2 separate regions of the Homo sapiens genome follow, and region 1 is linked to region 2. A link is a contact called in ENCODE Hi-C data. All regions are on one chromosome and are shown on one strand. Each heading gives the region's core, a stretch centred on a gene start or an enhancer-like site at or near the end of the contact. The rest is flanking DNA. Distances are from core to core; before and after follow the strand shown. Region 1 holds the start of NELL1 (neural EGFL like 1). Region 2 holds the start of SLC6A5 (solute carrier family 6 member 5).

Region 1 (6,260 bases), core at 3,500-5,999, 70 kb after region 2:
GACAGAGAGACAAGGCCTTCTGACTGTTGCCATGCTGACAGCCAATGAGAAGAGTTCATTCTCCATGCTGCTTCCTGGCAGAACATGCATTGATTCATTCATTCAACAACATTTAATGAGCTCCTAAAATGTGCTAGGCACTGTTCTAGGTGGAAATATACGTTGGTGAACAAGAAAGACAAAATTCCTATTCTTGTGGAGCTTGCATTATATTGTGTGTGTGGGGGGGACAGAACGAATAAGTAAACATATAAATCATATTATTTTAGACAATAACAAGCACTCTAAAAAATAAAGCAGGGTAAGGAGGCAGAGAATGTTGGGAGTAAAGTGAGAAGCTTCTTTAGGCAAGGTCTCCTCAAAGAGCTGACATTGAGACGAGATTTGAGTCAGTGAAAAGTGAACCTTCCAGGTAGAGGGGACAGCAAGTGCAAAGATCATGAGGATGGTATGAACTTGGAATGTTTAAGGAACAAGAAACACTGGAGTGAGTTAGGGGGAGAATGGGGAGAGAGGGACCTGGGAGGAGAAGCAGGGGTGATATAAGATGTTTGGATTTTACTAAAATATGATGGAAAACTCCAGGAGGAGTTTTGAGCAAGGGAGTGTGATATGATACATGTTACAAAACACAGACTATGACTGCTGAAGGTGGAGGTGACTGAATTATACGGGGCAAGAATGGAGGCAGAGAGAAGCATTGAGAGTCTATAGCTGTAGGCTATGGGAGAGATAATGATGGGTTGGAGGAAGGTGGGAGGAGACCTGGTGAGAAGAGAAATTTGACTGGGGATTTTTCTTTAAGGTATACTGACAGGGCTTGATGCCTTGTGTGTGGGGGCTAAGGGCAAGCAAGTCAAGGATGACCCTGGGTTATGTAGCTGGAGCACTTGGTGAAGGCTCATGCCATGTCCGTAGAAGTCAGCAGTGGAAATTTAAGACAAGGGAAAAGTCAAAAGTCCTTAGTTGGCCATATTACAATTTTTTGTCATGATCATTAAAGTATTTTAAAAAACAGCTTGAGATATAATTCACATACCATACAATCCACCCATTTAAAGTATACAATTCAATGGTTTTTACTATATTGTGAATATATGTGAGAGTTTTACATCCATCACCACAATCAAATTTAGAGCCTTTTCATTACCTCAAAAATAGCCCCTACACTTTTGAGCCATTACCCCCTAATCCTACCTCCCTGGCCCCAAGCCCTAGACAACCACTAATCAGATGTTTTGTCTCTATATATTTGCCTCCTGACTTTTCATAGAAATGAAATTGTATAATATATGGTCCCTTGTGACAGGCTTTTTTTCACTTAGTGTGAGGTTTTCAAGGTCAATGTTGTAGTATGTGTCAATGCTTCATGTCTTTTTATTGCTGAATAATATTCCATTATATAGGCATACCACATTTTATTTATCCACTTATTTGTCAATGGACATTTAGGTTGTTCCTACTTTTTGGCTATTTTGAATAATGCTCTAAACATTTATGTACAAGTTAGTATATGGACATATGTTTTCATTTACCTTGTGTGGATATTAGGGATAGAGTTGCTGTACAGCAACTCTATGTTTAACTGTTTAAAGAACACTTTACATTCTAACTAGCAGTATATGAGTTCCAATTTCTCCACATCCTCACCAACATTTATTATCTATTTTATTCTAGCCGTCCTAGTGGATGTGAAGTGATATCTCACTGTAGTTTTGACTTGCATTTCCCAGATGGCTAATGATGTCGAACATCTTCTCATGTCTTTATTGGCCGCTTGTATATATACTTTGGAGTAATATCTATTCAGATCTTTTGCCTATTTGCAAATTGGACCTTTTATTGTCTTGTATTATCTAGTTGTAATAGTTTTTTAGTAGATACAAGTTCCAATCAGATATGTCTTGCAAAGATACTTTTCCATCGGTTGTTTTTTTTACTTCATTGATGGTGTACTTTGAAGTGCAAATGTTTTTAATTTTGATGATGTGGCCATATTATATTCAAGATGTCTAATAGGTAGTTAGAGATGTAGGCCTGGGGTTCAAAATAGAGGCTGGGGATAGAGATGCATATTTGAGAGTCATCCCTGCACAGATATTTAAATCCATGAGGTGGGATGAGCTTAATAGGGAGGGAGTGTGGCGGGAAGGGAAGGGTTGAGGAGTGAGTCCTGGGGCTCTCCAACATTTAGAGGTCAGGAAGAAGAGGCAGAGGGATAATCAAAGACAACTACTGGCTCCTGAAGAACCCATGGAGGTAGGCCATCCTGAAGGGGAGGGTGGACTTGGGATCTGGCATCAGGTAAGATGTTTCAGTGTGGCTTCCACCGAACACAGGTCTCACTGTAACATTCCACCACCAAGTACATACATAGCCATGTGTCCCTTCATTGTCACTAGAGAAACTTGCTGGGCCCATTCTATGAAGGTCACCTTAGCTTAACAGACCTACACACTCAAAATCCCCACTCAAGGGTTGCACTTATAGGAGGAGATTGCAGTACTTAGTTATCTAGAAAAGATTTATGACCTTGTTGAGATTAACTCTTGTTACTGTTAATGGATGTTATGCTGCAAAGCTATGACAGAACATATGTCTTGCTTTATTTTTTAATGGAACAAGCTAAAAGTCCCATCCCACAGGACCAGCTAATTACACAGAGACTTTAAAGATAGAGAGCTCTGAAGATCTTACCCAGACCACCTTTTCCCCTTGCTGGGGTCACTGTACTTTTAAGGATTCTGGGCTTTCTGAAATCAATAAAAGGGCCTTGGAAACAACAGTCCAAAGCAACTCAAGGCTGTTCCTGCTGAGGTGTACTTAAAGACTGCAGAGGAGAGACAGGAAATGGCTCTTATAATACAACATGGTGTATGGTGTCCTTGTCCACAAGGCCCAACAAGACTTGGGAAATCCTATTCTCTTCAAGATGTGTGATTTTAATGTTAGCTTTAAATGCAACACGCTCCGGGTGGAAGGAAAAACACGTGGACTCTGTTAGTGAAAATACAGAGTCAAGGCAGACAGATTTCCTTTGGGTCTTAGCCGAATCTGAGTTGGAGTCAGCTGACATCAGTTTACCTCTTAATCATTCAGCTCAACTTCTGGATTGTGCAGTAGACTTCTTGAGCTGGAATTTACCTGCTTGTTCACTTTCTTTTTCATCTGCCAAAGGACCACAACATAAAGGGCCAAATGGGACAGTGGCTTGCACACAGAAATATCCAGAAAAATAGGGCAGAGACCAGAACAGCATGCTAGTAAAGCCTTCTCTCTTAATAAGCTGCGCTGATTTGGTGAACTTCACTGGGGCTCCTGGGGTCAAAGTTGTGTAGGGGTTAAGGATATAGGAAGTGAAAGTGGGTGCAAGTGAGAAGGGCACGTTCTTATTAGTGAAGAGGATTCTGAAACGTTGGAATTGGTTTCCAGGAAACGAGGGACGGCTGTTCTGAGGTTTCCTTGGACTCCTCTGGGATCCCTGTTGTGAATATCAAAGGAGTACTGCTGGTGAGGGGGAGCGGGGGCTTCAGAGAGAGTGGGAAGACTGAGCAAGCTAAGTGGAGTTCATTTGGTATAAATCAGAGGCTGTCATTTCAGATTTCATGACTCTACATATCCAGTTATAAATAACGTTCCTAGGTGTTAGTAGGACAAATAGGAAGTGGGACAGAAGTCTTAAATTTGGGGGATCTTCATAGGGAAGGTCAGGTCCTGAAAGGGTCGCATAGAGGGGAGAGGACCCATTCTCTTCTTGCCGGCAAGTAGAAAACAAAGCCCAGCCCAGCTTTTCTCTCCAGAGAATGTTGTGGTGGGAGAGGGAAAAGAAGGTGGAGGTCCCGGAGGAATTGCACATGGGGCCAAAATGTGACTATGAAAGAAGAGTGGGCTTTTGATAATACCATTAAGAAAATCACGCAAGAAAGAAAAAAAGATGGTTAGGAATTACCCCTATGTGGCAGCATCTGCCCTGCAGAATGAGAAGGTTTGCAAATAGACTTCCCAAACCCCAACCACAGCTCGCTCCGCCTCGAGGACCCCTTTTCTGCACCCCCACCTCAGCGCCCTCTTCCTGCACCCACAAAGAGAGTACTCAGTCATAGGGGTTCAACAGGAGAGAGGAGACAGAAGGTACAGGCGGTGAGCAGGGACTCAGCCATCATCCCCCTCAGGTCCCTCCCCACCCAGTTGACAGAGCGAATCCCGAGTAATTGTTTTCCGAGGGGGTCCGTGCGCGCTCGGTGGCGCCGCCTCGGTCTGGGTTCCCCCGAGGAAAAATACCCACCCGCGAGGGCTCGGCGGCTTTTCGACTCGGCGGGGATGAACTGTGGCAACTTCGGCAGCCCCCACCGCGGTGCGGAAGTAAAGAGGGCAACATTGGCGACTGCGGCTCGGAGGGGCTGGAGCGCGTGAAGCCGTGGGGGCGCCGTGCGCCTCCCGCTCTCTCGTTTCGGCCGCAGGTCCTGGGACTCCGACTTCGGTGCTCCGGGTGATAGCGGCTGCGGCGCCTGCAGTCCAGATCCTCGCAGTTCTGCGGGCGAAGGAGGCGAACGGAATCGGCCCCCAGTGGGGAGCGCAACAAGCCACAGTAGCCAAACCCCGCGCTCCTGCCCGGGCTCCCAGACGAACGCAGCCGCAGCGGGGGGCCGGGCCCCGAGCCCCACGCCGCCGCCGCCGCGCCAGCGGTGGGGGGCGGGCTGGGGGCGGGGCGGCCGGGGCTGCCTTCCCGGGCGCATATGCGAGCGCAGCACCCGGCGCTGCCGAGCCACCTCCCCCGCCGCCCGCTAGCAAGTTTGGCGGCTCCAAGCCAGGCGCGCCTCAGGATCCAGGCTCATTTGCTTCCACCTAGCTTCGGTGCCCCCTGCTAGGCGGGGACCCTCGAGAGCGATGCCGATGGATTTGATTTTAGTTGTGTGGTTCTGTGTGTGCACTGCCAGGACAGGTAAGCATGACTGTGGCGGTTAGAGGGATCCGGGAAATGGGGGTGCCCACAGACCACGGCGGCGTGGGGAGACCTGGAGCCGAGCTTTGCGCTGGTCTGGGGAACGGCGGTAGCGTGGACCGGTTCCTGGGATCTCTTTGCCCTGCTCGGAGTGACAGGGTGAAAATAGGGACTCACGGGCTTGAAGATGTCCCCGTTGAGTGCCCCTTCTCAGGGGACCCGGCCTCAGGGGCGCAGGAGTGAGGGGCGCGGCCGAGTAGGCGCACCCTCTTGCTGCTAGTAACCGGCTTTCCGTCCCAGGGAGTCGAAACCCGCAGCAGGGCGGGCCCGCGTGCCCCGAGTTCCCGAACTTGTAAGGTGCTGTGGAAACCACTCTCGCCGACCCCCGCCAGGCTGGGAAGGGGTAGCTGCGGGAGTCGCACCCGCAGAGGGAGCGCTTCCGGCTGGCGGGCGCGGCCGGGGCCCGGGAGGGCGCGGTGCGGCGAGGGCAGAGAGCTGCGGGAGAACCCTGGGATCCCGCGATCTCCTCCTGTGCCTTCCTGACTACCCAGGAGAACTCCAGGAGTATTCTCCTCCGCCTGTCTTTGCTCCCAAGGGCTGGGCGAACAATTATCTGAGGGAAATAGAGCAGTGGAGACAATCTGGGGAAATTTTCTCAAGCTCAAACCAGTTTTCTCTTGCCATAATCGCAGGGTTCCGTGTGGGGAGGGGGGAGCAAGGATGACGCTTGATTGTCTGAAGTCCCCACTTCGTTCTGCCTCCGGAGACGCAGTTGTGAGGACTCTCAGCGCATCTTCTTCCTTCTGCTTCCACCGGCTCCCTTGCCCAAAAGTCCCCTGGGGTTCGGAGACTGGCTTGCAGCCGCCTTCTTCAAAGAGCTAGTAGTAGATGCGGGGAGACTGGGGTGAGGTGAGGTGGGGTGAGATGTAGGAAATTGGCAAAAATAGGGCCTGTCAACTGGGGGGAGTGTCGGAGGTTTGCAATCCTACCCAGCCATCCTCCGTACGCGCTGCACCCCAGAATCTGTGTGGTCATTCCCTTTCCCTTTATTCTCCCCCCTTTACCATCCTTATTTCCTTCTTTAGAGGCGTGGCCTTCTCTCTAGGCCAAAGAGCAAGTTCATCTGGAGAGGGCTAAGAAGGGGCGTCTGCACTTGGTTGGCTCAAAAGTTCCCTCCGCTTGCGCCCAGGCGCCCCTCTTTGGCAGTTAGCCCGCTGGAAGATCTAGCGTCTAGGAGCTTTCAGAGGGCCCTTCCCACTTCCCCAGGACTGAGCAGGCAGCGGCTTTCGTCTGGTTAAGAATGTTGAATATGGATTTC
Region 2 (5,904 bases), core at 3,114-5,613:
GTAAATACTTGATTATTGGGCGACCAAACACTGGATGAGGAGGGAAAATGTTGCACAATCATTACGTATTTTGTAAGGTTTTCTATTCTGCATAAGTCTACCCATATTAAACCTTCCGACCCAGGGAGAGGGATTTGTCTTATTTGCTAATTTTGAGAGGCTTCAAACATATGTTTCCTTTAGACTGAATAATATTGTTAACAATAGCTTATTGAAAGTATGCCGGGTAGCCAATCTCAATCTAGGCACTTCGCATGCGTTCTTTCGTTTAATCCTCAGGCCACCCTTGAGGTTAGGTTAATTTTTTTTTTTTTGAGACGGAGTCTCGCTGTCTCCCAGGCTGGAGTGCAATGGCGCCATCTTGGCTCACTGCAACCTCCGCCTCCCAGGTTCAAGCTGTTCTCCTGCCTCAGCCTCCTAAGTAGCTGGGACTACAGGTGCGTGCCACCATATTCAGCTAATTTTTTGTATTTTTAGTAGAGACGGGGTTTCACCATGTTAGCCAGGATGGTCTCGATCTCCTGATCTCATGATCCGCCTGTCTTGGCCTCCCAAAGTGCTAGGATTACAGGCGTGAGCCACTGCGCCGGCCGAGGTAGGTTAATTTTTATTATGCTCATTTTACTGATGGGGAATTTCCCCCAAGGTCACAGAGCTAGGAAGTGGTGCAGTGTGTCTGCAGAGCCCACATTCTTAGCACAGAACAACACTGCAATGGAGCTGGGCAGTAGTAGACAAGTGGGACAAAAATACGGCATGGCTTCTTGACTATCGGCCATGTCACCTGAAACCCACACTGAGCCCTCACATCCATCATCTATGGAAGTTGTAGGTGTTAACGACTCCCATGTTAAAATCACATAAACATAGACATAGGCGCTCATACTCTATCCCTCATGTGGTGGATGGAGAGGAGCCAACACAGACAGGGACTCAAAGCTAGGCTCTGCCCTCTGACCCTGGACACGTTCCTTCGCCTGTCAGTCGCACTGGCAGCTCTTTCTTGCATGCTGCCCTGAGGACCAGAGGAGGCTGGTGCCACAGTGCCCCGCTAACGCCAGAGCAATAGCTTGTAAAACACCGGTATCTTTCCCTCCTCTCTCCTTCCTTAGTGCAAAGGAGGGCAGCGACTTGAATGCGGTAGGCCGCCCTCTGGGCCCTCTCCTGTCTGGGTTGCAGCTGGCGTTTCGTGTCTTGGCAGTAACACTGGCGTCAGGACTGTCACCGGATGGCCTGTTTTTCAGAAGGCTACCCCCATACAACCGAGTGGACACGAGTTTTCAAAAATATTTATTTGCTTATCTGCAAGGCAGGAGAGGAGGGAACAAAGTGATCGAGGACAAAATCAATTACTATTTTTCATCTTTGACAAAGTAATTAAGGCCGTAGTGACTGGCTAATTCAGACCGAATGGCTGCGCGGTGATGGATGCGGATTTACGGCCTCCTTGGCTGCGGCGCGCTGGGCCTGATTATCACTATAAACAGGCGTCCGCGGAGGGCGGGGGCGGAGGCCCGCGTCTAGAGGACGTGCGGCTGGTCTTCTTCTTCTTCTTCTTCTTTTTTTTTGTTTTTGTTTTTTAATACTGCGGTTCCATCCTCTGCGCTTCGTAGGCGCTGACACACACCCATACGCACGACCTGCTGCCCCAGGGCCTGGCTTCCTGCCTCCGCATGCTCTCTCCCGCCCCTGAAGCCCAACCTTCAAGCCCTGCTGATGCCCGCCCCTCCGTCCCAGCGTTGGCCTCATAGCGAACCCTCTTAGGCCTCTCCGTTCCAGACCCTCCCTCCATTCTCCACGTAGCCCCTCCCTTCTAGAATCTTGCGGCTGAAAGTGGGGGCAGGCGGGGAGCCCGAATAGCGCCTCAGCCAAACCCCGCAGCCGTTCCTGCGCGTCACCCGCCTCTGCAGAGCCTGACGCGCGGCAGTCTCCACGCCGGAACCCAAGTGCTCACTGGGCCGGGGAGGGCCAGCGGGCGAAATATCAGGCCTGGGGGCTGAGCGGGGGCGCTGGGCGTCACTCAGGCCCAGGGCCGCAGCTGGGGGAAGTGAGAAGGCCGGCAGGATTCTGCCCACTCTGCGCAGTTCTCCCTTCCTCCCGGGGCAGCCAAGTCTGTGCGCCCTGGAACGTCCGGGCGCCGCGTAGACTCTCCATTCGCACCTGGCCCTTTGCGGGGGCTGCTCAAATGCAAATTGGGAAACTGGCCAGAACCTTCCAAAGTCGTGACTGTCCCTCGGGGAAGTCGGCCGGGGAACCGCAGAGGGAGGCCTACACCGATCTTTGGGCCCGCCTCGTGGTACCGCTCCGGCCGATCGCTCTCTGAGCCCGAGCCTGCCTGCCAGGCCTGCCTTCTACAGTTCTCGCATTCGTCTTGAGCCCTCTCGGAAACTGGGGACTGTTTAGGCAGAAACACTCGTAGGTCCCCTTGGCGTCCCCCAAGATGCCAAGAGCCTGCGGGGTGCTTCTCAGCGCCAGCCGGAACTTGAGCAGGCACCCCTGCGGAATTCTCAGTCCCACCCACTCAGACGACCCTCCTCCAGCCAGAGTCCACCACAGCCCACCCTACCCTCTTAACCCTCGTTCCCGACCTCTCCCTACGAGCGGGCCCCGGGGAGAGAGCGACTGACCCTAGCGACAGCCCGGCGGGAGGTGGTTGGGATCTTCTCCAGGGTTCAAAAGCGACTTTCTGAGCCCCAATTTCCTCAGCTTTGCAATTGGTATAGTTTCTGAAAGGCCATTGCTAAATCTAACCGAGATAATTCATGGATATCCCTTGCACAATGGTTGAGTATTGAGATCTCAATAGACGTTAGCTCAAAACTGCAATAAAAAGCGACCTGAAATCCTCAAGGCGTCTCAAAAGAAAGATCTCCTCCTCCTGCCCCCACCAAAGGCAATGCAGACCGTGTGTCCCCAGCCAGCTGCCCTTTAGAGGGGCTAGGCGGGAAAGCCAACCAGCGGAGGCATCCAAACACTCTCGGGCTCTCCAGAGGAGCAGGAGGGTGCCCCTTAGTGCCCCCGGCGCCCGCCGCAATCTGCCACTGCAGCCTACGCCTGCGGCCGCGGCCGCCGCGGCATTGTCCTCCCGCCGCGTGGGACGGCCCAGCCGCTGGCGACGGCGCGCACCCCGAGGCAGTGGGCTGGGCTGTTGGCAGTAGGGAAGGGAAAACGTGCTGTCTGTGGCTCCTCATCCCCGAGGCCAGGGGTTCCCCGAGCTAGACCGGCAAGGAAGGAGAGAAGGGAAGCATTTTGCTGATAATCCCCTTCTAGTCTCCAAACTACACCTTCTTTGTAAAGGCGTTTTTTCCTCTTCTGATTATAGCTATTGCATTGTACACACAACAAGAAAGTCCATCTTTTTATCGCCATGGCCACCCCCACTCCCATCCCCGCCACAGTACGGTTGAACATCCTGGCATGGCTTTGCAGATTGCCAGCTCTCATTCCCCCTCCCCCGCATTGCTGGGCATCCCGATTTGGACGGTCTCTAAGGTCCCGCGCTGCCAAATCAGGCCTGGCTCTTGTAGGATTTTATTGAAAGGACTGTAAAGAAAGAATGGGTTTCCCTTGACTTTGAAAGTGACCTAAGAACTAGGTCTGTGTTGGAAAAACTTCGTTTTTCTTTCTCTAAAACGTCTTCAGAAAAGCTTAAAAATACAATGAAAAAGGTCAGTTATACTCAGAATTTTCTCTTGATTGTGATAACAGAAATAGGAACGGAAATACCAGATCACAATTTTTAAGCAAAAACCCCAGGATTCCTCCAAGACTGACTGTCTGGAAGGGTAGGGATGTGAGAATCTGAAGTCCACATACATGCTAGGTAGGTACACCTTGATAAATGCAGGACCCATGCCTGCTTCAGTCATCGCAGAGCTGTGGGGCTATGCGCAGACCCTCAACCTCTTTCGGAGTAATATTTTCGGAATCCCTGAAGATAAGGGGGGACAGCAATGGAATCTAGTGAAAGGGAAAGAATAGACAGTGATTTAACCCCCTCCTTCCTCCTCTACAGCCCGATCCACTCTGTTGGCGGCTGCGCCTTGCCTTGGGTGCAGTGGGACGTGTCCCTCCCATGTTTCCCTTAATTAGGAGGAGGCAAACTTCTGTCTTCCCCTCCTGCCGGTTTCGGTTTAGTAATCAGACCACATGAGTCACGCCAAACACGCAGCCCCCTCCCGCTGGAGTGACAACTGGCCAGCATACTCTAGGCTGTTGTCCCTTTAAAACTTGAATCCAAGGGGGTAATGATTTATCAAACTTGTATTATCAAGAAAATGTCAAACCAAGGGCACCTTGCTTTGCACTGACGCAAACCCGGCCTTTCCCAAGGAGATATAGAAAGCGCCTCTCCTGCCTGAGCCAAACCCAGTCTTGTCAATAGCGGGTTTCACCCTCCACCAGTTCAGTCTGTTGCCTGTGTCAGACATGGTGAGTGTTTGCTTTTGTTCTTTCAAGAGGAAAGGGGGCTGAGGGGACAGGGAAAGCAGATTCGTTTTGGCTATTTCTTTTGGAGATGTCTGTGCATTGGGTGGGGGGAAAGGGGGCGACGAGGAGAACAATTCTCGCAGCCCTAGGTATTTGTACTTGTGAGCGTCACCTGAGGTCGCAAAGAGGTTTCCTAGGCTGTAGAGCTGAGAGGTTGGCTGTGGCTCCTAAAGACCCGATCCCGGGCACTGTCCTCGGTGCTGAAAAGCCAGATGCCGGTACAGAGGCGAGTTGCTCTGGGTCCTAGAGGCTACTGAGACAAATGCTGGCTGAAGCCGAGGTACCTAGATTTGTGCAAATCGAGGAGTTCTATTCTGCGTGTTTGTGAAAGGGGGTTAGACGAGAGGAGTGCGGTGGAGGCGAAGATAATAGGATTATTCTTACAGTGTAATAATAATTATTGGTGCTAATGTTTAGGAAGCCGTGAAAGATAACACGAGGGGAGAAAGTGGATAGAAAAACCACCGCTGGCAGTTCTTTTCATTTGAAAGTGAATTGGGAAAAAGCGAATAAAAATTAGTCATGAGTTTTGGTACTCAAGCAAGCTTAGAGTTGTGAAGGATATTAGACTCCTGTGAATAGTTACGCAAAAAAGAAGAAGAGGAAGAAGAAGAAGAAGAAGAAGAAGAAGAAGAAGAAGAAGAAGAAGAAGAAGAAGAAGAAGAAGAAGAAGAAGAAGACCTAAACAAAAGAACAAAAAGCTTTGCATATTCTTTTCCATGTCTGGGAATCTGGAAGTGAATACGAGTTGTGTAAGATAACAAATCTAGTTACTACTCTGTGTCTTAAATTTAGTTTATTATCGTTGTAGGTTTTTTTGTGGTTATTTTGATCGTGATTCTTAACCTTGTCTTTGCTACCTGGCGGGAGGAGGTGGGTTGTGGAGCGCTGGGACTCAACCAATTTGGCCTCAAGCGCTCGCAGGTGCCAGGGCATCAGCTTTGTGGCCACAGCTTGTCTATGGGGGAAAAAGGCAGTGTGCATTGTTGAATGACAAAGGAAATGGGGCGGAAAATTAAAGAATCTTTCTACAGTGGTGATGGGGATGCGGGCACCCACAGCTGTGATGTGGAATCCAAAGAGGGAGGGGAGCTCATGACTCCAGGGCTATTTCCATTCCCCCTTTACCCTTACAAAATTACATTTCTACCTCTTTTCTTAGTTCATCCTCCACTAGGGAGGGAATATTAGCTTCTTTTTGTCATCTGGTTATTGATGAAACGGGCAAATTGAGAAATACTGATTGCAGCCTTTCTTTTAAAAAAAGTTCAGATTCCAATTTGCTTCCCCAGATATTGTGTCTGGACCTGAGTTGCGAACGTCTCCATATCTAGATACAGGTATTTTAAAAGCTGTTGTGACTTTGTTTTGCACGAACTTGACATTGTGTTTGCAGGATTGCAGTGCTCCCAAGGA

The links. Hi-C counts contacts between places; a loop is a spot of excess contacts on that map. Pooled maps may share reads with other maps.
Region 1: a loop to region 2 is called in a pooled map, with 3 times the contacts of the local background. The contact joins the promoter of NELL1 here to the promoter of SLC6A5 in region 2. A Hi-C loop is called at or near these places in 2 of 37 single-sample maps with no recorded cell type and 8 of 50 pooled maps.

Annotation. Positions count from the first base shown.
Region 1 is chr11:20,664,837-20,671,096 of GRCh38, forward strand. NELL1 (neural EGFL like 1) reads left to right here and starts at 4,750. Exons shown (of 20, transcript NM_006157.5): 1 at 4,750-4,942. The coding sequence starts at 4,888.
Region 2 is chr11:20,595,245-20,601,148 of GRCh38, forward strand. SLC6A5 (solute carrier family 6 member 5) reads left to right here and starts at 4,364. Exons shown (of 16, transcript NM_004211.5): 1 at 4,364-4,431; 2 at 5,885-5,904. The coding sequence starts at 4,429.